2 separate regions of the Homo sapiens genome follow, and region 2 is linked to region 1. The links are chromatin loops, found by intact Hi-C in ENCODE. Cell type or tissue: psoas muscle. All regions are shown on one strand. Each heading gives the region's core, and the rest is flanking DNA. Links, peaks and the distances in the headings are about the cores only. Region 1 overlaps FOCAD (focadhesin). Region 2 overlaps FOCAD-AS1 (FOCAD antisense RNA 1).

Evidence for each region. Hi-C counts contacts between places; a loop is a spot of excess contacts. Peaks named below come from ENCODE experiments on the same cell type or tissue, not always from the same donor. Only the 100,000 strongest peaks of a DNase experiment are listed, where the experiment ranks them.
Region 2: it touches region 1 in a loop (2.9-fold over the local background); 7 of 110 quality-filtered maps call a loop at or near these places.

Annotation. Positions count from the first base shown.
Region 1 is chr9:20,731,562-20,739,561 of GRCh38, forward strand. All of the region lies in intron 4 of FOCAD (focadhesin), which reads left to right. Among named protein-coding and RNA genes, the nearest start is that of MIR491, 19 kb to the left of the region's middle. In psoas muscle, for the core only: no CTCF peak of the experiment used is centred there; no DNase peak of the experiment used is centred there.
Region 2 is chr9:20,666,421-20,683,552 of GRCh38, forward strand. It overlaps FOCAD-AS1 (FOCAD antisense RNA 1), which reads right to left. Exons shown (of 2, transcript NR_121601.1): 2 at 16,882-17,121. It also overlaps a transcript of FOCAD not described here. Among named protein-coding and RNA genes, the nearest start is that of FOCAD, 9.3 kb to the right of the region's middle. In psoas muscle, for the core only: no CTCF peak of the experiment used is centred there; a DNase peak (open chromatin) is centred at 12,651; H3K27ac peaks cover 61 bases.

The sequences.
Region 1 (8,000 bases), core at 1-8,000:
CAAGCAAGATAGTACCTGAGCTGTATCCATCCATCCATCTATTAATTAAACATATATTTATATGTATTTTTTTGACACAGAGTTTCGTTCTTGTTGCCCAGGCTGGAGTGCATTGGTGTGATCTTGGCTCACCACAACCTCTCCCTCCCGGGTTCAAGCGATTCTCCTGCCTCAGCCTCCCAAGTTGCCGGGACTACAGACATGTGCCACCACCCCCAGCTAATTTTGTATTTTTAGTAGAGACGGGGTTTCTCCATGTTGGTCAGGCTGGTCTCGAACTCCCAACCTCAGGTGATCTTCCCGCCTCAGCCTCCCAAAGTCCTGGGATTACAGGTGTGAGCCACTATACCTGGCCAATTAAACATATTTATTGAGTATATTTATTTATTATTTTATTTTTTTAAAGTTCTGGGATACATGTGCAAGATGTGCAGGTGTGTTACATAGGTAAACATGTGCCGTGGTGGTTTGCTGCAGCTATCAACCCATCACCTAGGTATTAAGCCCAGCATGCATTAACTCTTTTCCCTAATGCTCTCCTGAGTATATTTATTATCTCTTGTATTTCTGTGCTAGGTGCTGTGATACCGTGGTGAGGAATGCAGACGTAGTTATTGCACTCATGATGCTTTTGGTTTCAATGGAGAGATTGCCATAATTGCCTAGTTATAGAAACTCATTCAAAGTATACTGTGTTGGGAATGCCTTTAAGATGACGATTTGACTTAGTCATGGTGGTAAAAGCAGGCTTTCCTGAGGAAGTGACACCTAAGATGAGACGAAGGAGTAAATAAAAGTTGTCTAGGCAAACAGGAGTTGGTAAAACTTTCCAGTTACAGGAAATAGTATGTGCCAAGTTCCTGCTGTGGGAAGGAGATTGGCTGTTAAGATGGCCTGAAAGAATGCTAAGAGTGAGGGGAGAGTGGTATGAAATGAAGCTGGAAAGGTAGGTGGGATTCAGACAGTGCAGCGCATGATTGACAATCTTGATGATTTGGGTCTTTATCCTGGGTGGAGAAGGAATGTACTGAAGTGTTTTATCTAGCGGGTGTTAGTGATTCCACAAAAGGCCATTTGGAATGCAGTATGAAGATTAAAATGGAAAGTATTGGGTTTGGGGTAGGCACCTAGATGGGATACACAGAGATTAGGTGGCTGTTGCTGTAGTCGAGTGAGAGGTGATGGTTGCTTGCACTAGAGATGGGGGAAGTAGAGGGATTTGTGAGATATTTAAGGGATGAAGCATTCGTGGTGTACTGAATATGTAGATGACTGAAAGGGATATGTCAAAGGTGACTCCTTGATTTCTGGCTTTCTCTACATTTAGATAGGGAACATTAGAAGACCAGGTGTGTCGGGGGAGAGCATGGGTTCAATTTTGGATGTGTTGAATATGAGGCACAATTCAGATGCTGAAGTGGAAATGTCTAGTAGGCAGCTGGATATGCCTTTTTTTGTTGATATCCCCTGAACACATTATACTATGAATAAGTTAGGCATAATATCTAATCAGCTCTTTTTTGCCCTGATTAAAGTCTTTACCTTGATTTGTTAATTAACTCTTCCGGGTACCTGTGTACCTCAAACTCATAGAGTCTGCTTATCTAAAGTCTAATTCCAGTCCCTAAAAATGTTCCTCAGAAATCTGCTTTTTCAAATTAAATGACATGTTTTTGTGTCTGTGCTAAACTGTGACTGAATACAGGTCCTAAGCAGAAGACACCGTGGTTATTTCATTGTTTATTTCAATTTCTCCTCATACTGTCTATCCAGGAGATCACGTTTAATTTTTCTTTTTTTTATTATTATTATACTTTAAGTTTTAGGGTACATGTGCACAATGTGCAGGTTAGTTACATATGTACACATGTGCCATGCTGGTGTGCTGCACCCATTAACTCCTCTTTTAGCATTAGGTATATCTCCTAATGCTATCCCTCCCCACTCCCTCCATCCCACAACAGTCCCCAGATTGTGATGTTCCCCTTCCTGTGTCCATGTGATCTCATTGTTCAATTCCCATCTATGAGTGAGAACATGCGGTGTTTGGTTTTTTGTCCTTGCGATAGTTTACTGAGAATGATGATTTCCAGTTTCATCCATGTCCCTAAAAAGGACATGAATTTTTCATTTGTGTTCAGGAAGTCCTTCCTCACTGGGCCAGGCACAGTGGCTCATGCCTGTAATCCTAGCATTTTGAGAGGTCAAGGCAGAAGGATTGCTTGAAGCCAGGAGTTTGAGACCAGCCTAGGCAACATAGTGAGACTCTGTCTTTAAAAAAAATAAAAAATTAGCCAGGTATGGTGATGCACACCTATAGCTCCAGATACTTGGGAGGCTTAGGTTCGAGCATCACTTGAGCTCAAGAGGTCGAGGCTGCAGTGAGCTATAGTGAGCTATGATTGCACCACTGTGCTCCAGCCTGGGTGACAGAGCAAGACCCTATCTCAAAAAACAAACAAACAAACAAAAAAAGTCTTTTTCGCACTTTGAGATTATAAATATTTTTTAACTAATACAAAATAAAAGTTGTGCAAACAGTGGAAATTGTAGGTAATGGAAGTCAGTGGTGAAACTACTTTTTGTCATCTTTTTTTTCTTTTCTTAAAATTCACTTTTGTTATTGAGCCCTGGTGAAAAGTAGGAAATGGCAGGACTGGAAGGACTCAGGGCTAATAGGGAGTCTTAAAGGTTCCTTCAAATCTTGGTCTTGGTTTCTGCTAGGATATAGAGAAAACCAGGGTAATCTGAAGTCAGATCCAGGTACATGGAATTAGGAACCAACTAACCCCAGTGACATTGAAATCCCATTCCTAGACCTATAAAAAACATTTATATGCACATATGCCAAGTGTTTTAGAATTGAATATTCCGTTCAAATGTATTTTGTTTTTAAACTTGCATTTTTCCACATAGTATGTGATGGTAATTTTTCCATGTCACATGCATAAATCTGTTTGCAACCTTATTAACAGCTGTAGAGTATTCTGTTTAAGAGGAGTCACATTTTAGTCATTTTCCTAATGACAGACATGTGTTTTTTTCTCTTCCTCTTTAAAAGATAACACATACAGTATAATATTGTCTTTTTTTTTTCTTTTTTGAGGTGATCTCACTTTGTCACCCAGGCTGGAGTGCAGTGGCGTGATCATGGCTCACTGCAGCCCCAACCTCCTGGGCTCAAGTGATCCTCCCACCTCGGTCCCCCAAGTAGCTGGGACTACAGGCTCATGCCACCACACTTGGCCAGTTTTTGTATTTTTTGTAGAGATGGGGTTTTGCCCAGTATGGTCTCAAATTCCTGGGCCCAAGCGATTCGCCCACCTTGGGCCTCCCAAAGTGCTGGGATTATAGGAATATCTTCTTTTGAGTATAGATAAGGGTATGTCTATAGGATGGGGTCATAGAAGCAGAATTTATGGGAAAAGGGGTATAAAATTTTCATAGATACTGTCAATTTGCTCTGCACAAAGGCTGAACCAACATATCAACATGAAAGTGCTTACTTCCCCCACCTACTCTTTAACACTGAGTATTATGAATCTTATTCTTCTGTGATTTGTGTATCTCTATTCTCTGCTCAGTTTGCTATTTTATGATCTGCTTTATTTTGTTGCTTTTCTTGTTTTGTGGGCATGTATGCTGTAAACATTTTATCTTAGACTCTCTCTTAACTTTGTTTTCACTCTGCTAAAAACTTTCCCTACCAACTTTGCTGAAACTATCTGGAATTTTAGTTACAGATTTTTCTTTTTGTTATTTTTTACATTTTTTCTCCATAAATTCTTTCAAAGCAATTGCTTTAATCTTTATAGTCACATTTGAAAAATAATTGTATGTTCTGATATTCATGCATACCAAAGTTACTTGTAGTCTACATGCTTTTTATTTCTTCAGTCAATCCTTCCTTCCTTCCTTCCTTCCGCCTCCCCTCCCCTCCCTTCCCCTCCTCTTTTCCTTCTCTTTTCCTTCCCTGAGACATGTCTTTCTGTCATCCAGGTTTGAGTGCTGTGGTGAGATCATAGCTCACTGTAATCTCAAACTCCTGGGCTCAAGTGATCCTCCTGCCTCAGCCTCCTGAGTAGCTAGGACTACAAGTGTGTGCCATCATGCTTGGCTTATTTTTTAAGGTTTTTTTTTTTTTTGAAACGGGATCTCTCTATATTGCTCAGGCTGGTCTCAAACTCCTGACCTCAAGTGATCTTCTGGCTTCCAGCCACCAGAGTAGCTGGGGTTACAGGCACGAGCCACTATGCCTGGCCTCTTCAATTGTTTTATCTTTAAAAAAAAAAATAACAGCTTATTGGGATATAATTCAAATATTATAAAATCACTCTTTCAAAGTATGTAATTCAGTGTTTTCAGTATAGTTACAAGGCTGTGCAATCATGCATTCTAATTTAACTGGAGAACCTCTTTAAGAAAAATTTTCAGAGTTTTATGTGTGAAAATATTTCTTTTCTGGTATTTTACTCACTTTTTTGGGGGAGGTGTTTGGACTTACTGAGTTTTATAAGCCTTTCTCTTATAACTCCACATGCATTGCTTCATTCAGTTTTGTTGTTTGTAGACAAGAATGCTGATGCCAAATTAGAAATGATGCAAGCCTAGTTGTTTTTATTTTATGAATTTTTTTGTTTTATAAAATTTAAGAGGTTATAGGATTTTTTTTATCCTTTGAGAAATGTCAGCAATTATTTTATTTCAGAAATCTTGCTTAGTACTTGGAAGCTTTTTCAATTTGAAGATGTAAGTGCAGTGAAATTTTCTTTGACTTTTGCTTCTCCAGTGGTTATGTTTTCTTCTAATTCACTATTTTGAGTTTTAGCATGATTCAAATTACTGTAACCTCTTTATGAAATCATACAGAATTCAACAATAATTTTCATTTTGCAGGAGTAGATCTCAGATCCAGAATAACAAAGACTTGAAAACAAGAAAAGCAGATTTTGAGCTAAGAGATGGAAAATACTAGAGATTTTTAGGAGTTAGGATGAGTTTGTAGTTAGTTTTAGGCAAATTCCAGGCCTCAGCGTTCATTAACTCTGATGCCTGTGCTTACACAGCGTCATCTGAAAGAGGGAAGAACATTATTATCTTTATGTTATAGTATAAGTTTTGAATTATCCCAGCTTTTTGAAAAAGCATGTAATTTACTGACATACTATTCTTTATTTTTTAAAACAACGTAAGAGATGGGCTTATTATGATTTTTGATTATGAAGACGAGGATGTTGAGACCCCTAGGCATTAAGTGACTTGCCTAAGATTCCCTAGTTAATTCAAATTGAAGTAGGGGTTTAAATAAATATTAACCTGAAAGTATCCCTCTCAACCCATTTGAAATATGTAAATCATAATATTTATTAAACATAATATTTATTAATATAAATAATATCTATTTCAAGTGGGTTGAGGGGGATAGTTTCAATTAAATTTAAGGCAAATGTATAACCATTTGAATGGCGCTATGTGTAACTTGATTGATGCCATCATCTTTCAAAAATTATAATCTACTCATGCTACACTCTTGCTGAAAATACAGCATTGACTCCGTTATCTACACAATAAAATCTGGATCCACAGATAAGAGTAAGTGAGACCTAACTTAAAGTTTAAAAAATTGGAGTTCATTTATCAGCATTGGTGGTTTTGTGAATCCCTTGGAATTAAAAGTAAATGTGATGTCTATTCTTTTCTCTTGGATTCCACTGCTTTCATAAAAAGGTAGGACACCATAAAAACCATAGATCTGTTATCTGTTATCTCTAGAACTCTAGTCATATGACAAATAAATAATTAAGGAAAACCAATATAGTTTCACATGCAAAAAAGGATTATTTAATGAATTTGTATTTTTTGGAAGAAATTCAGTCAGAAATTCATCAACACTGGTCATTTCAACTAATCATTAGGCTCAGAGTGCAGTCTTACGAGGTTACTAGGTGAAGCCTGGCCTTTCTTCAGTGGTATATAAATAGCTTAAATACGACTTGAAAGCTGATTTTCAGTTGTATAGACATTGAAGGCTAGAAGATAAGAATGCTTCTAAACATGTAGTGACTCTTTCTCCAGGACAGACCAAAGTAGACTCCCTATGATAGGCTTTAGTCAGATACTGGATTCTCAGAATGGCTCACCCAATTAGTGATGATGAGATTGTATATTTCATGGTATCATTTAACATCTAGGCACAGGCCTGGGTCAGAGCTGCAGGACTGCATCCCTGAGACCTGGTAAGTTAGCTTACAAAATTCATATATTTGGAGGAGTCAGATCCCATAGACCTTCAGAGGAGGCTGTGTGAACTCTACCCTGTGACTTAGTCGAGACATTTATACCTAGGTATAGGTTCTTGATAAATTGGTGATAGAGCAGTTATGTTGAGGGATCTCCAGGTCTTTGTAAAGGAAGGTGTTGTGAAGAGTTGTGAAGAACTGGAGGATATAGTGGGAGACACCAGTCCTTATAGTCCAGAGTTCTCAGTTACAAAAAGTTCTGATTCTGAAAAAGTAAATGGTGTGAAGAATTGCAAAGAAGGAGTTTATTTTAAAAGTTTGGATGTTGAGGTATCTTTTTCCTAAGCTCTGGCATAAGAGGAGTCTAGAAATTCAGTGTCAATAGAGAAGTTTCTCAGAAGAATGTGAACAGTTCCAAAGGAAGAAGACAAGGCAATACCTTGGTTACCCAAGGAGGTCCTCAAGGAGATGCCATGCAGTCAGACTTTCTTGAGGCAATTACACTTCATTCTAGTTTACAAAAAGATTTCCATTTTAATTTTCACTGAGTTACAGTGAGATTCACTGGCCATTTTGTGGGCCAAAGTACCATAGAATTGACACAGTACCAATGTGTAGCATGTGAGCAAGCCAAATCTTGATTTGACATCCATTGGAGAACACACACAGGAGAGAGAATCTTTATGGAGAAGGCTTCATGAAGTGTTGGGACCTCTGTGTTCACCAGAGGATCCACACAGGAGAGAAACTATACACATGTGACATATGTCATGAAAGATTCATCCATGAGTTATACTGAATGGTCCTAAGAGGATCCATATGGAAGAGAAAACATACCACTGTAGATTGTGAAAAATGCTTCAGCTGCAAGAGAAACCTCAATACTCCCCAAAGAATCCATTTAGGCACTAAACTATTTGAGTGTCTACAGCAGTGCTGTGAAATAGAAATATAATCTTAGCCACAAATGCAAGCCACATATGTAATTCAGAATTTTCCAGTAGCCACATTAAAAAACCAGAAATAGATTACATTAACTTTAATAATATATTTTATGTAGCCCAATATATCAAAAATATTATTTCAACATGTAATCAATATAAAAAATTATACATGGTATTTAATATTCTTTTTTTTGTGTCCCAAAGTCTTTTAAATCTAGCATGTATTTTGTACTTACAGGACATCTGAATTTGGACTAACCATATTACTAGTGCTCAGTAGCCACATGTGGCTGTTACTATATTGGACTGTGCAGGTCTACTAAGTGGCCAAACCTTTTGTCACTTGGAAAACCTTAAATGCCATAAAAAAATACACTCAGTAACATCTCACATAAATGCCACAAATGATACCTAATTAAGTCCAAGTAGTGTTCTAACCCAAAAATAAAGTTAACATTGATTTCTAATCAACTATGTTCTGAAGTAAGTGACATAATGCAAGAACTTAGAAAAGTGCTTAGCTTATGGTAATGCTCAATAAATGTTAACAAGCATAATTAAACAATAATTACTTTTTGGCTGGGCACAGTGGCTCACACTTGTAATCCCAGCACTTTGGGAGGCTGAGGCAGGCGGGTCACCTAAGGTCAGGAGTTTGAGACCAGCCTGACCAACATGGTGAAACCTTGTCTCTACTAAAAATACAAAATTAGCCAGATGTGGTGGCACATGCCTGTAATCCCAGCTACTTGGGAGGTTGAGGCAGGAGAATCAGTTGAACCCAGGAGATGGAGGTTGCAGTGAGCCGAGATCGTGC
Region 2 (17,132 bases), core at 8,542-16,541, 57 kb before region 1:
ACAGCTGGAAGTGGTGGTGCATGCTTGTAGTCCCACCTACTTGGGAGGCTGAGGCAGGAGGATCAATTGAGCCCAGGAGGCAGAGGTTGCAGTGAGTCGAAATCACTCCCCTGCACTCAAGCCTGGGTGAGAGTGAGACCCTATCTCAAAACAAACAAACAAACAAAAACTGTCTTACTCTTACTCAGATAGGTACTTATGATTTGGAATGAAGTTTCCAATTAGAGCTTCTATACGGATTTATTATATACTTAACCTTAGGCAATTTAGATGGAAGAGAAGAGGGTGTTTTCTAGAAAATTATGGTGATGGTTTAAAATGTGGTTCCAGTGGTGGCAACAATACTGATGTTGGAGGTGTCTGCGAAGAGTTTGATTAAAATTGTTTAATGTATATGAGTGGGAAAAGCACATCAATTGGGGAACATTCTACAATATTAGACAATATGAAATTGTAAACATGTATGTGTAAATAAATCCATAAATTATTTTTTGACTATGTCTTTGATATTCCTGAAATATGAAATATTCTAGTTGGCAAAAACAAACAAACAAAAAAACCCACAAAAACTACTTTTGCATCTTTTCATTAGGAAAAAAGCGATTGATTTAAATTTGAAGTCACTTTGTATTTTGGCAAATTTCACAGTTTCCTCCATTGTTCTCTGAAGCTACTAATAATTACATTTAAGTCGAATTTCGAATCTACCACTAATTAGTTTCTCTTTCTTTGTCTATCTTATAAAGTCACTAAAATCATCCTCATGTGAAATGCACGTGTTATAGCTTGTCTCATATTATCATCTTGATCAATTAAAAATTAAAATTTTCACTACTCAAAATACTCTGATAAGTAATCAAAGGCTATATACTTTAGGAAAAAACTAAAAATAATCCACTCGTTTATTTGAGATTGAAATGGACTTATAAATCTTGTTGGCAGTCTTAAAGCTAAAGCAAAGTCTACAAATGCATTAACCCAGAAGGAAGAGGACAAGTTTGTGCCATATAATTTTATAATTGGGAATTTAAATTGTAAAAGAAAAAGTACCCAATAAATGGCAGATCTCCTTTGTTTTAACCTCATCCAAAATTAATCCCACTTTTTGATCACATCCCTGACAAAGGAATCTTTCTTTCTAATGCTGCAATATTAGCCTGGGGTTCAGGAACATCCCTGCGAGGACAGAGAGGAATTACCCAGGAAACCACTGCAGAAATTCCAAGTATCTTTTAGGTGCTTTACAGTTGACACCTGAAGACCTTTCTGACATGGTCACTATTGTGACAGGAATAATACTGCTTCATGGTCAGTCTGTGGTGAGATTATGCGTGGAAAACCTTGGATTTCCAAAGAATTAAGAAATTAAAAACAACAGCAACATCAACAAAAATAAAAACCAGATATGAAAAAAAACCTCCCTAATGAAGACGGGATTCTTTCTTCTTTGCATACCATCAAAAAGATCATTCTGGTGTAGATAACAGAAGTGGAGTTGAATCATAATTTTTTTTTTAGTTGATTATAGATGCCACTAGAAAAGGTTTAAGCGTGTTTGGACAGGGAAATAGAAGTATTCTTTTACATTTGCTGAAAGAAGATCTATTATCTCTAATAATTTCTGAATGAAATACAATTTAATTGTAGTTTCCTGTAAATAAATACATTTCCACATTTCATACGGCAGAGAAGAAATTTGGTTTTGTTTGCATCTCATTTTTGTATTTTTAAGAGTGAAGTGTGAAATTGTAATGACAAATTTCCCTTTGTTTTCCTCTATTTGAGAGTTCATTGCTGAATACTTTTAACGTTTAATCATAAGGGGGAAAATGACCCCAGAATTATATGATCTTTAATGACTCCATTTTAACAACTAGATACAAAAAGAGAAGCAAAGTGAAGGACATCCTCTTAACCCATTCAGATGGAAATGTGAATCAAGTGGAAACATTTTATAAATGTTTATTAATATAAGCAAGTTGCTTTATTTACTAGCATTATTATACTGTGCAATAAAATACTCCTTGTGGTTAGAAGCAGTTACAAACAGCTAACTATTGTTTTCCTATTTCCATTTTTTATGTTCTGATATCAGGCAACATCTACATCAAAAAATTACAGGGGGAGGAAAAGAAGAGAAATTAGGATAGGCTATAAAGATTGTACAAATCCTAAATGGTATGATTACAGGGCATGATGGCCACTGAATAGATCCATTAGTCGTAATTGAATCTGTCAGGAGCCAGGTAAATGGCTGTCTCTGAGGAGGTCACCTTCCACATATGAACTGGCCTACAGCTTGTATTAGCCTTGTCAGGAGATTGAATCCTGACTTATCTGTAGAAACCTTTAAAACAAATAATAGGAATGAAGTAGCAAAGCTCAAAAGTAACAACATTCTGGACGGAAACAAAATGCATAGCATAAGGAGTGGTGATCACACCAGACAAACTTTATTGCCCATCCTGTTCCCAGGCTGTGTGGCACGCTCCCCGTTTTCTCCTCTAGGTTCACGGTTAGCCTCCCCACCCATCTCTGGGCTGACATTTTCAAAGGACTGCATCAAAGGTGATTCCTTGCCCTGTGACTTCCATAGGAAGTCCTGTTTGGAGACCGGAGGATGGAAGAGAAAGAATATTTATTTCCCTGCTCTTGGATATTTAATTCCCTGGTTTCTTCCTTCTTGGGGGCCTTGTGCTTCACCAAGGACCATAGCTGGTCTTTGGAGTAAGGCAAGTGAGGTCCTAGGGTGAAAAAAATTTAAGGGGGTGCTCATTCTCAGGGTTGTGCAAGGGGAGGATCGGCACTGGAGAGAGGCCCTCCTTAGATTTATTTTGTCACTAATTCCTTACACTAGCCCTTCCTTTAATTGAGCTAGTTTGAAGGGATTCTGTTCCTTATTTTCAAAGCAGCACAAACCAAAATAGCAAAAAACCAGAAGCCTGAGAAGCACTTGGTGAAAACTTGGTTATTCTAAAATAATTCAGGATTCTTGGGCCCAGAAACTTATCCTCGTCAAGATTGGATATGTGTTGCTTCATAAATTGTAAGGCCAGTGAAAAAAGAAAACATGGCACAGTGCTGTGGCTCATGCTTGTAATCCCAGCAGTTTGGGAGGCCGAGGCGGGCAGATCACTTGAGATCAGGAGTTCAAGACCAGCCTGGCCAACATGGGGAAACCTGTCTCTATTGAAAATACACAAATTAGCTGGGCATGGTGGTAAGCACCCTGTAATCCCAGCTACTCAGGAGGCTGAGGCATGAGAATCGCTTGAACCCAGGAGGCAGAGGTTGCAGTGATCCAAGATTGTGCCACTGCACTCCAGCCTGGGTGACAGAGCAAGACTTCATCTCAAAAAAAAAGAAAAAGAAAAAGATAATACAGGGCGCCCATGTAAGCATTACTGAAAATGTCAAGAAAGCAACAGCAGAGCATTGAAGCAAGCACAGGAACTTTCTTAGTGTGGGTTCCTACATGACTACATAGGTCATATACTCATGAAGCCCAGATTCTGAGATATTTGCAAATGAAATGGTTAATCATTGAGGAATTGTGAGAACTGAAAAAGTATTAGAAAATAAAATTAAAAGTCATTTAAAATTTTGCAAGCCCTATGATGGCAGCATGGGTTTATTATGCATCTTTTTAACCCATGGTGTTTATTAGAGCACTTTCTACATAGTAAGAACTTAGCATTAACAACAATAATATCTATAGTTACTGAACTCTTATTAGGGGCCCAAGGCCTGGTGCACAGTAAGTATTTATTTGTTGAAGTAATGAATGGGTAGATTAAATTTAGATACTGGTTAAGGGCTTTATATGAATAATCTCATTTAATCCTAAAAATCAATCCTAATGATCAATAAATCCTCATTTAAGCCTAGTGAGGTAAATATCATTAGTATCTCTTGAATTAGTCTGTTCTCACACTGTTATAAAGATACCACCTGAAACTGGGTAATTATAAACAAAAGAAGTTTGATTGATACAGTTCTGCATGGCTGGGGAGGCCTCAGGAAATTTACAATCATAGTAGAAGGTGAAGGGGAAGCAAGGCACATCTTACATAGCAGCAGGAGAGAGAATAGAGAAAGGGAGGGAGTGTCACACTTTTAAATCACCAGATCTTGTGAGAATGCATTCATTATCGCGAGAACAGCATGGGGGAAACCACCACCCTCATAATCCAATCACTTCCCACCAAGTCCCTCCCTTGACAGACACGTGAGGATGACCATTTGAGATGAGCTTTGGGGTGGGGTGGCCAGGGGACACAGCGCCAAACCATATCATCTGTATTTTATAATAAGGAACCGGAAGCTTAGAGAGTTAATTTGCCCAAGGTCACAGAGTTGGTTAACGTCTGAAATTTGTATCCCTATTTCTATGATTCCAAAGTCTAAGATCTTAACCACTCTGCCCACAATAGGCACTCTGAAGAACTGAATGATTTTTGGATTGTCTTTGGGCATTAACTGAGTTGTACCTCTAACAACTCTATTAACTTGATATTAAAAAATAGCAATCCTTATTATGTAAAAATTTTAAATCCCAGCTAGTAAATACTAACTGTATAAGAGACTCTGATTGTCTACAGAACATTCTCTCCTTAGAAAGACATATTTTTAGTCTTATATTTTATTACATTTCTGATCTTCTGTAATAAGACAATGAAATTATTATATCATGGATATAATATAATATAAATGACGGATTGTGTCATGGATACATACAACCTTATAAATATGTCAGGCCAATTAGAACTCTTAGTCTTATATTGAAATGTGCACCGTAGATAAAATTACATAGATACAAACATCTATATATTGAACTCTCGGTGGCAAATTTCAAGAACTGGAAGCCTTAAAATAAAGAGGAAAAAGCTCTTGAGACTGGAATATGCCTTAGTATTAGTGAAAACAAATTTCACTTCTCCAATTATTGTGTGGACAATCCTGTTATCTCATACCAGTCTTCTAAAATCCTTAAGCTTGAAGAATGGCTTCAGCCCAGAACAAGCTTTCTCTAAGTGGAATGCAGGAGGATTTGAGCAGCCAGATTCAAATGTGCACTACAGGAGAGCAGAATATCTGTGTGTATATGGTGACTGTTCAGTTTCCACCTATTGGCCGTCCTTGCAAGGGAGGCATCATTCTCTCACAAGATAGATTAGTATGGTAACATGTAATAAAAGAGGAGAGATTAAAAAGAAGAAAGAATGCAGAGAGAAAAGAGAAAATGAGTTACTGTTTAACAGATGCTGGGGCAAATGATTATGCTCCTGGCAGGCAAAAAAAGGGCAAAAAGTTTCCTGTATTGCTCCCTAATACAGTCACCTTTGAAGATGTGATGTGCCGACTCTCTCAAAACTAATCTGACATACACAGACACCTAAATCATAGCTGTCACTATGGAGTGCTGCCGCTGGCTTGTACAGGCTCCTGAGAGCTAATTGTGTACACCTCTTTCAAATTCCATATTCAGGGACATCAGGTTCATAGTTTGAATTTGGCCGTAATAGGAATATTTACACCACAGAAATCAGCAACCGTTGTAGTTTTTTTTTTTTTTTCCTCCCTGGAGAGCCTGTTTACCAGCACACCACTGACTGTAGCTTATAAAGACAACATAACTCCATAGTGTGTACATGGGATAGGGAACCATACTCTACTTTTGTGTGAAGGCAACAAATAAGGAAAAATGAATCAGTAAAACTCCTGCAAACTTTATAGAAGACTGTTCCAAAGGTCCTGCTGGCATATTGCAGTTTTTAAAATTCAACTACAAGTGCATTGCAATGTCATTCAGAAGGTTGAATTATAATTGGCATACTCTGTAGAAGAAGTGAGAAGTATGGTATAATTTTTATAAAGTTTTCCATTGAAAATTAATTTTTCAAAGCTATGGGAGCTGGTTTGACTATTGAGCATCTTTATTGATAAATATCAAGCCCTATGGCCTTTCTGCAACACATATTTAAGTTAAACAAATGAAATCAATAAGTTATAACTTAAAAATAAATTATTATTATTATTATTATTTTTGAGATGGAGTCTCACTCTGTCGCCCAGGCTGGAGTGCAGTGGCGCAATCTAGGCTCACTGCAAGCTCTGCCTCCCGGGCTCACGCCATTCTCCTGCCTCAGACTCCAGAGTAGCTGGGACAACAGGTGCCCGCCACCACGCCCAGCTAATTTTTGTATTTTTAGTAGAGACAGGGTCTCGCCACATTGGCCGGGCTGGTCTTGAAATCCTGACCTTGGGTGATCCACCCACCTTGGCCTCTCAAAGTGTTAGGATTACAGGCGTGAGCCACTGCGCCCGGCCAAAAATAAATTATTTTTAAAAATAACCAAAGAACCACAGGAAAAACTTATGTTACTTAAAATATTATTGTTTAGCTGGTTAAACAATCTAGGTCACCAACAGGACTCACCAAACTTCAGTTCCATGGATTTAAATCTATTTACAAGTTGCTTTTATTTAAATAAACTAATAGTTTCTAATACATAACTTATTGAAGTAAACTGATAATTAGGCATCAATTTGTATTCATTTTGGAAGCCAATGGACATTTTTAGCAGTACCAGCAGTAAAGATACTCAGATTTTATTCCCATTGCTTGGAGTATGCAGTGGCAATGAATGTCTGAAAACCACTCCAGAATGGTAGGGGGATAAATTGTATTTTGGGGAAGATTTTGGCCAGTATAGACAGAAATGGAAGAGGAGGCCTAGTTACTCTTGTTTGTTTTTACCCTTGGTTTTTTCTATTTTTTGACTATTACAAATAATGCTGCTATGAACATTTTAATACAAGCTTTTATGTGGGTTTATGTTTTAATTTCTCTAGGATATATACATAGGATTGGAATTGCTAGGTCATACGGAACTCTATGCTTAACACTTTGAGGAACTGTTGAACTGTTTTTCCATAACAGTGCACCATTTTTACATTTCCATCGACAATGTGTAAGGGTTCTAATTTCTCTGCATCGGCATCATTTATTGTCTTTTTTATTATAACTATCCTGGTAGTGGTATCTAACTGTGGCTTTGATTTGCATTCTCCTGGGGGTTATGATATTGAGCATCTTTTCATTTATTTACTAGCTACTTGTATATCTACTTTGAAGAAATATCTATACATTTTTATTTAATTATACTTAATTAATTATTATTATTTTTTTGAGACAGGGTCTCACTCTGTCACCTAGGCTGGAGTGCAGTGGCGTGATGGCGTGATCTCGGCTCATTGCAACCTCTGCCTCCCAGGCTCAAGCAGTCCTCCCACCTCAGCCTCCCAGGTAGCTGGGACTACACGTGCGTGCCACACGTGGTGTCTCACCATGTTGCCGAGGCTGGTCTTGAACCCCTGAGCTCAAGCGATCTGCCCACCTGGGCCTCTCCAAGTGCTTGGATTACAGGCGTGAGCCACCATGCCCGACTCCTAATTAATAAAATTCTTTAATTAGATTGTTTTTTAATTATCAAGTTGTAAAAGTTTTTCTACATTCCTCTTTACTCTTAATTAGTTGAAAATTTGTCAATTGTTCTTTAAGGTAAAAAGGCTAAATCAAGACCTTATGCTACCAGTTTGGATAAGAAGCGAGGCACTGGGTCTATCTGTAGTGGTATGTTGCAGTCAGTTTGTCACAAGAGCCAATTGTTAAATTTCAGGAACTTTGCAAACTACTTGTTAAACACAGTCCTTATTAAAAAGCAAATTATATCAACTTACAATTAAATATCTTATATTAGTATTAGAAATAAATATATTAGATGTTCTAAGCTTATTACTTCTGAATTATTTTTCTACATTTTATTATTATTTATGCTATTGAGGTTATTTATGCTATTGTCTCTATGGTGGAAATATTATACAATTATGTGTAAGTGTACACCTCTTCCCAACTCCATATGGAAATTGACCATGTGGGAGTACTGTATTTATACCATGGAAGTTGGCAAACACTACACATCAGCTTCTCCCCTATCTCTTTCCACCAAGAGCTGCTAATTAAACATCTGTCAGCGCACCACTGGACAATTAGGCCTGGATATTATAAAGATGTTCCAAAGGCCTAATTCTTGACAGAGAATGTAAGCAGAAGAGAATTTTTTAAGACCCCTAGCAACCCTTGCTGAGAGCACATCTTTGAAGTCCAGGCTGTGGTGCCACTTTGGAACAACTCTCATGAAGTTGCATCAAAAGATACTGGTCAGCTTTGCCTGCTAAGTTGGAGAAAGTAGGCCATGTGTTCTTTGAATGTCTGGAGGACGATGATGATTTTATTTGACTTTGCTCTGTATAATCAGTGTTTAGCATGGCGTTGAGCTGATACTATTTACTCAGTAATATTTGTTGAATAAATGATAGCTGTGCTTTTCTTCTGCCCCATGGTTATAAGGACTGAAATTTAAGAAGCCTGATTGAATAGATTCCTTCAAAATTTCCCCCCAATACCTACTTAATAAGTTCCTGGGATAAGAGGTTGTCTCAGAATCCAGGGTGAGATGGGGTAGAGTTGGGGCAGAACTATACCTATGGAAGCAGCAAGAGAACAAATTACTTCTGTGGTACATATTCTGCAAAAATGCAAGAGCCACAGTCAAGGGCAATTGACTTCTTCCTTGTAAGACCCTCTTTTTCTGGTTAAAAAAGTTTTTCTTCTATAAATCTAGTTCTCTAAGTCTCATAGGCCAGCCCTGAACCACATGGCCATGACTTGCTGTAAGGAAGTCTGGGAAAGTATCTGGCAAAGGGGAAGAAGAGAGCCATGGTTGGCTTAGGTTAGGGGTAGGCAAACTATAGTCTGTGGGTCAAAACTGGATGATCACCTAATTTTAGAATGTTTTCAAGCTAAGAATAGTTTTTACATAAAAATATATACCAGAGCATAGCCATCATGTCAAAACAAGAAAAGAAGAGAAAAGTGAACTTTTTGTGTCATGCTTTTAAGGCACAGTGGATTGTGGATTATTTTGTTATCAAATTGGATGACAAAGTATGTGTTTATTGTGCAGTGATACTATACCTGTACTAAAAGATAATATACATCAATATTCCCAGATTCATCACAATATTCCCAACTCACAGGGAGACAATGGTCAGAAAATGTGAAAATTTACAATGGAAAACGTCATCACAGCAGAATTTCTTCACAAAAATAACAAAAGAGTTGAAACCAAAGTAATTTTCTGAGTGGCTTCTTTGTTGGCCAAGCAAAGAAAGCTGTTTACTGATGATGAGTTAATTAAATCATGTTTGATCACAGCAGCTGAAAAAATTTTTTCCCAAGAAAATAAACTTGTTTCAGACGATTAACCTTTCAGTGAGATCTGTTGTTTGAAGAGTTGAAGACACTGGGAGCAACATCAATAGTCATGTACAAAACAAGGTAGATGATTTTGAGTGGTTTTCCTTGGCTCTTGATGAGTTGACAGGTATTACCAATAGTGCTCAGTTGCTTATTCAAGGAGTCAACGCTGAGTTTAAAGTCACTGAAGAATTAGCCTCTATGAATCGTCTGCGTAGAACAACTATGGGCAAATATATTTTCAAAGATGTTGGGAAAACATTAATAAAACCTGAAGTAGAATCTGTTAAGATGCCTTATAACTTATGGTGATAAAAATGTGTATGGAGAAGAAAAAGCTTAGTTGGACAAATTAATAAAGCTTGTGAAAATGTGAGAGACTTAAAGCCCATTGTTACTTACTATGCTGTTCATCAGCAGGTAATTTGCAGAAAGTGTTTGAATCTATTGTGTGTTTCTGACCCAGAAGTTCCAATGGTGAACTTCATTTACTCTGGTGGACTTAATGATCAATTCTGCAAACTTTTGTCAAAAATAGAAGCTGAATATCCCGATTTGCCCTATCACACAGCAGTTTTATGGCTTAGCAGCGGTAAAGTTTTGTTGCAATTTTTAAAACTCAGGCCTGAGACTTCTGGAATGAGAAGAACCTCCCTCAATTACTGTTATTGAACATGAGTGGCTTTGAAAATTAGCTTGTGTGGCAGACTTCATCATGTTTCTCAATATAAAATTACAAGGCAAACAGAGCATATGTCCAAAACTCACATTATGGTAAAGTCATTTTAACAAAAACTAATGCTGTTTCAATCACAAGTAATGTCAACCTGCTTAATATAGTTCCTGTGCTGTCAAAGTTTTAAAAAGAAGCAAGAGCTCCATTCCCACAAACATTTGCAGGAGATATATTTTCCAAAATCAAACTAAAGTTCCAATAGCATTTTTGGATTTCAATGCAAGTGGAAAGGAAATTTTCAAACATCAAAATCCATTTATTAAAGAAGACACAGATAAATGGAAAGACATCCTCTGTTCATGGATTGGAAGAATACCATTACAATGTTCATACCACACAACATGATCTACAGATTCAATACAATCCCTAAAAAATTTTGATAATACTATTTAAGAAATAGAAAAAAACAACATAAAATTTATAACAAACCACAAAAGGCCCTGAATAGCCAAAGCAATCTTGAACAAGAAGAACAAAGCTGGAGGTATCATACTTCTTGATTTCAAAGTACATGACAATGCTACACTAATCAAAACAGTATGGTACTGGCATAAAAATATACAGATAGGCCAATGGAACAGAGCAGAGAGCCCACGAATAAATCTATGTATCTATGGTCAACTGATCTTAAACAATAACACACAAGGATCGACTCTTTATTAGATGGTGTTGGGAAAACTGGATATTCACATGTAGGAGAATGAAATTGGACCCTTACCTCACCCCATGTGATAAAGTCAACTAAAACAGATTAAATATTCAAACATAAGATCTAAAACTGTAAAATTACTAGAAGCAAAGATAGGAAGAAAGCTTCTTGACCTTGTTCTGAGCAATGATTTTTTGAATATGACCCCAAAAGCACAGGCAACGAAAGCAAAAATAGACAGGTGGGATTGCATCAAACCAAAAAGCTTTTGCACAGCAAAGGAAACAACAGAATTAAGAGACAACTTACAGAATGAGAGAAATATTTGCCAACTATTTATGTGATAAAGGGTTAATATAGAAAATACAAAGAATTCAGCTTAATAGCAAAAAAACCAAATAACCTTATTAAAAAATGGACTAAGGACCTGATAGACATTTCTCCAAAGAAGACATACAAATGGCCAATAGATATAGGAAAAAATGCTCAACATCAGTAATCATCATACAAATTTAAAACTACAATAAGATATAACCTCAAACCTGTTAGAAAAGGTAACAAGTGTTAAGGATGTGGAGAAAAGGGAACACTTACATGCTGTTGGTGGAAATGTAAATTGGCAGAGCCATGATAGAAAACCGTGTGGAGGTTTCTCAAAATACTAAAAAATAGAACTATATCTGATACTGCAATCCCACTTTTGAGTATACCTCCAAAGGAAATGAACCTGGCATCCCAAAGAGATATCTGCACTTTTGTTCACTGCAGCATTATTCACAGTAGTCAAGATATGGAAACAACCTGTTTGTCAAAAGATGATTGGATAAAGAAAATGTATGTATGTGTGTGTGTATATGAAGATATATTGAAGTTTTTATATATCCTTTGCTTTATTGAATCCTCTCAGCACCTCCAATAATTAAAAACATATCAGGAAGAACAAAAAGAGACTTGAGGCAAATTTACTCTCTGGTCCATTTCAGAAAGAAATTGCTGGCTTAGATCAAACATATTCTATCCCTTGGTGCTGGGAACATTACTGAGTCACATAAAAATTTGGATTATTTTTAGCATGGGGATTACATTGAAATAATGTATGTCAATATTAGTAAGGATCTGATATTGTCTTGTTATTAAGAAAAGTGGTTGTAGTTATTAGAGATACATGGCTACATCATTCTTATTGCCCAAGCTGACCTTGAGCAAACTACCAAGCATGTGAATGAGGCCATCCTAGACCAGCCAAGCTTTAAGCTGACTGCAGACATGTAAAGAGATCCAGGAGGGACCAGCAAAACCAGCCTAAATATGAATTGCCTAGGAAACCACAGGATCCTGAGAATGAATAATTGTTTGTGATTGTAAGCCACTAAGTTCTGGGGTGGTGTGTTACACAGCAATCTCTATTATAGGTGACCAAGGTAAGTGTGTCAGATATTCTCTTTTTGCCCCTTCACAGTGCTGCAGGAGGCCGACCTATAACTGCAGCACAGGCTTCCCTTGCTTCAGGAGATCAAGAGAGAGGAGAATGAGGGAAGTGAAGATAGTAATTCCCTGAACCCCCTCCCTGTAGCATCACTGTGGACTGGCTGTGTTACGTGACCAAATGCCCCAAACACAGCTTCTTTGTGTTTTGTAACTACACTCTCTCCTTTCTGCTTTCAGCTTAGGCGTGATTTGGGGGCCCCAATGTTACTGCGTCTCCCTTGTGATCTTTTTAATCCCTGCCCATACCTCTGTTTATAGTCTTTTATTAAACTCTTCAATGTTTCCTAGTTTGATTGTACCATCTGTTTCTTGCTGGGACCCTGACTGATAGAGTAGGCCTTATCCAGAAGGTAACATCTCAGCAAAGACTTGAATGATCTGATGGAATGAGTCACAAAGATATCTGGGGAGAAATGCCAAGATCTTGCAGCAGCCAGGAGGCCGGGTGAGTGAGCTGGGCAGGAGTGTAGAAGACAAGGTCAAAGGGGCAACAGACAGTCTGTGTATGTGTGTGTGTGTGTGTGTGTGTGTGTGTGTGTGTGTGTGTGTGTGTGTGTTGGGGATGGAGGTGTGTGGTGCAGGGGAGGGAGATCATGTATGGCCCTGTTGGCTTTTGTAAGAACTTTCGCTTTTACTTAGAAAGAAATGGGGAGCCATTGGAGACTCGTATATCTAATTAAATCTAATAGATTGCTTTCTGTGATGTGCTGACACTGGAGCTCTGTGATTTAGTACTGAATTTCTCCTCCCAGTCTTCGTGCCTGATGATGAATGGGTGGGCGTGTTGAGCCAGCCCAGCATGCTTGGGCCTGAGTTCAAGGCTTTGTGTCTCTCTCCTGATGCTGTGGGTGACATGACCTTCCTTACAGTACAGGATTCAGACTACAGTGTCTTTTTTTTGTTAGCATATTCTTTTCAGCTCTGTTAATGACTTGGGAGTGGGCACATTTTTCTTACTCTCTTTTTTTTTGTTGTTGTTAAAGTCAGTAGGCCCTTCTACACTGACTTCAAAATGTGTGCTTATCTAAAGGGTCTTATACAATAGAGAACTGCTTAACTACTTCAGTGGAAATAATACAAGGAGTTGAACAGAAATACTATCTGCCTGCCTACCTCTTAAAGACGGTAGTTTGTCTTAAATATTTAAAAGGCAGAGTTTTGCATGTACAATGTCTAGAAAATACAGATTTGAAAGGTGTTTTAATCCTTCAAGTGAAATTTGCGTCTGAGCTGGGCCTTCTGGAATTAAGTCTAGCGCACCCTCCACAGGTTACATGAATAAAGGTGATTCTCTTGTAACCCCTATGAAGGACCACCCTCTCTCTGCTGTTTCTCAGAAATATTCCTCAGGCTGAAAGTCAGTGAACCAGCTGTAGAGAGCTACAAACATCTGCATCAGATGTAGGTTCGCCCAACTAAGTTAAACTGATCTTTCCTAAGTTATAGCTCAATCAAAATTTAACTATAAATTGTAGCTACATTCCTTCAGGCTCCATTCTTTGCTTTCAGCTCAGAAGGAAAGTAAGCTATTTAGTTAACGTGATTAATTAGGCAGGCAGAATCTTTTTCCTCCTGGCTAAGAATATAGGTGGACTATTAGAACCTGTTCTAATGTTTTTTGTCCGGCCTTCACCTTAATTTCTTTTACAATTTGTTGTTATTGTCCGGGTGCGATGGCTCATGCCTGTAATCCCAGCACTTTGGGAGGCTGAGGTGAGCCCACCACGAGGTCAAGAGATAGAGACCATCCTGGCCCACATGGTGTAACCCCGTCTCTACCAAAAATACAAAAATTAGCTGGGCATGGTGGCGCACGCCTGTAGTCCCAGCTACTTGGGAGGCTGAGGCAGGAGAATTGCTTGAACCCAGGAGGTGGAGGTTGCAAGCTGAGATTGCGTCATTGCACTCCAGCCTGGCAACAGAGCAAGACTCTGTCTCAAAAAAAAATTTAAATTTTAAAAATTTATATCCCAGTGCATAAAGCAAGCTATTCAATAGGTATGCAGTAGAAAGAGGATAGGACTAGGAGTCAGGGAACCAGGGTTTTAGTCCTTCTAAAACATATTAGCAGCTAGCCATGGTGGCTTACACCTATAATCCCAGCATTTTGGGAGGCCGAGGCGGGAGGATAACTTGAGGCCAGGAGTTCAAGACCAGCCTGGACAGCATAGTGAGACTTCATTTCTATATATACATTTATTTATTAGAATGTAGTAGTAGAATATATGTGTATGTTAGCCGAACACTGTGGTGTGTGCCTGCAGACCCAGCTACTTGGAAAGCTGAGGTGGGAGGATTGCTTGAGCTCAGGAGGTGAGGCTGCAGTGAGCTATGATCGTGTCACTGTACCCCAGCTTGTGTGACAAAGTAAGATCCTGCCTCAAACCAAAACAAAGCCAAAAACAAAAAACAGCCCTGCCCAACCACAGCCCCCCACAAAAAGCAATTAGTCATATGACATTGAAGAATTGAAGATGAACCTGTATCCTTTTAGAATTTTAGTTCCCTTCTGTGTAATTGGCTTGATTAGATTAAATCAGTGAAGCGTAAAAAAATTTTGAGTTCCAACATAAGACTTTAAGCTTACTAAAATAAAATTCCCAACAAGTATAACCTATTATCATTTCATATGAGAAAACTTCTATTTTCTTTTTTTAATAGAGATGGGGCGGGGGCCCTCACTGTTGCCCTGGATGGTCTTGAACTCCTGGCCTCAAGTTATCCTCCCACTTGGCCTCCCAAAGTGCTGGGATTATAGGTGTGAGCCATCATGCCCGGCCTGAGAGGGTACTTTTAACATTAAAACAAAACAAAAGAACAAAGCATAATCTCAGGAAAAGGACAGTCCTTTAAATTGAATAAATTTATTTTTATGAAAACTTAATACATTGTCCATATTTTTTAACTTCAGAATTTGTCAGAGAAAACTTTGTCATGAACTGGCAACTTCTGAGATCCTTTCTAGTTCTAAAAGCCTATCTCTCTAGTCTTGTCAAAATAAATCTGGTGGCTGCTGACTTGGTCTCCAGAATGAGCTGGCTCCATAAGGCTCTAGAATACGTCTTTCATCTTGGTATCTCCTGTGCCTACCACAGTGCCTGGTATAGCATTAGATTAAATAAATTAAAAGGTGAAATGATCCCTGCTGAATTGCAGTTCCTGTATGGAAGGAGTATACCCCAGAAGGAGGGGGTGAGCCCATGGACTTCCAGCTTAACCCTAGATCTGCAGTAAAAGCAGTCAAATCGGTTCTAGGCTCCAAGTTTAATGGTCAAGTTTCTCAATCCTGCCCAAAATCTGAATCTAGGATAGGTGTCTGCTGTGGCCTACATGTTTGTGTCCCCCAAAGTTAATGTGTTGAAGCCTAAACTCCAATGCAACAGGATTAAGAGGTGGGGCCATTGGGAGGTGATTAGGTTATGAGGACTCCTGTCGTGCCCTTATAAAAGACGCTTCAGGTAATCTATTTCCCCTTCTATCCTGTGATGATACACAGAAGGCACCATCCATGAGGAATGGAACCTCACCATATTCCAAATCTGCTGGCACCTTGCTTGGACTTCCCGGCTTGCAGAACTGTGAACAATAAATTTTTATTGTTTATAAATTACCCAGTCTAAGATACTTTGTTATAGCAGCCTGAACATAATAAGACGGTGTCAAAAGTAGACTCAATATCATTCTTTAAATGGGCATTTCCCTGTGTGTTCCTAAAACCAGGCTTTCTACAACAGAGGCAGTACGTTTACTCATTGAGCACCAGGGTGCTTGGATTCAAGTTTTGGCCTGGCCATTAGGTAGGTGCATGACCTTGGTCAAGATGCTTCACTTGCTGTACTTCAGGTTCCTTATTTATAAAATGTGGGTAATAACTGTAACTGCCTCATAAAGTTGTTCTGTGGATTAAATAAATTTATATACTTAGAACAGCGCTGTTTACAGAGTTATGTGTTTAATTATAATTTTGACTAATGAGCCTCAAGAAATATAGGAATAGAAGAAAAAATATTAAAATAGTCCTAAAAGAAATACTGGTGCATTTGGAAGACTGAAAGAGAGTATCATCAAAGTCCATAAAAAGGGAATTATAAGCCTTATAAAACTCCTTTGAAGCAAAGGATAACAGAGGTTGAATAACTTTAAGTAGGTTCAATATTGATTGATTGAATGATTGATTGTGACAGTCTCACTCCATCAGAGGCTGGAGTGCAGTGGCGCCACCTCGGCTCACTGCAACCTCCGCCTCCCGGGTTCAAGCGATTCTCCTGCCTCAGCCTCCTGAGTAGAGTAGCCGTGACTGCAGGCGCGCAACCCCACGCCGGGCTAATTTTTGTATGTTTTTTTTAGTAGAGATGGGGTTTCACCACGTTGCCTAGGCTGGTCTTGAACTCCGCCCTCCTCGGCCTCCCAAAGTGCTGGGATTACAGGTGTGAGCCCCCCCACCTGGCCCCAAGATTAATTTAGATAAATTCTTAGAGGGTGAATGCATAGTTGGTTATTGGGAAAACTGTTAACGGTCTGTGATACATAATTACTTTTCTGAGGTGATGGGGAACCAAATTCTTCCTACAAATGAGAAACAGAACTTCTTGTCTACACATTAAAATGACTTTGGAAACTTAGAAAAATATCAATGTCAAGATCTGGCAGCAGACCTTTTTCAACCAAGTGATGAGGCCCAGGCACTTGTTTTTTTATTTTTATTTTTTCCTAAGGGTGCCCCAGGGTTTAGAAACAACTAAGTCAGATATTTTTAGAGTAATTTGTCTTAACTCTTTCATCTTGCGTAAAATTTCCATTCTGTCATCCACAACCGGAATTCCACTCCGTCATACCAGTCTCTCCTCGTTTTTTTCTGCTGGCTCTTTTCAGCGTGTTTCATCGTGGCTGCTGTCTGTCTGTTACAGCCTTCTCACGTGGGAGCCCCTGCCCCGCCC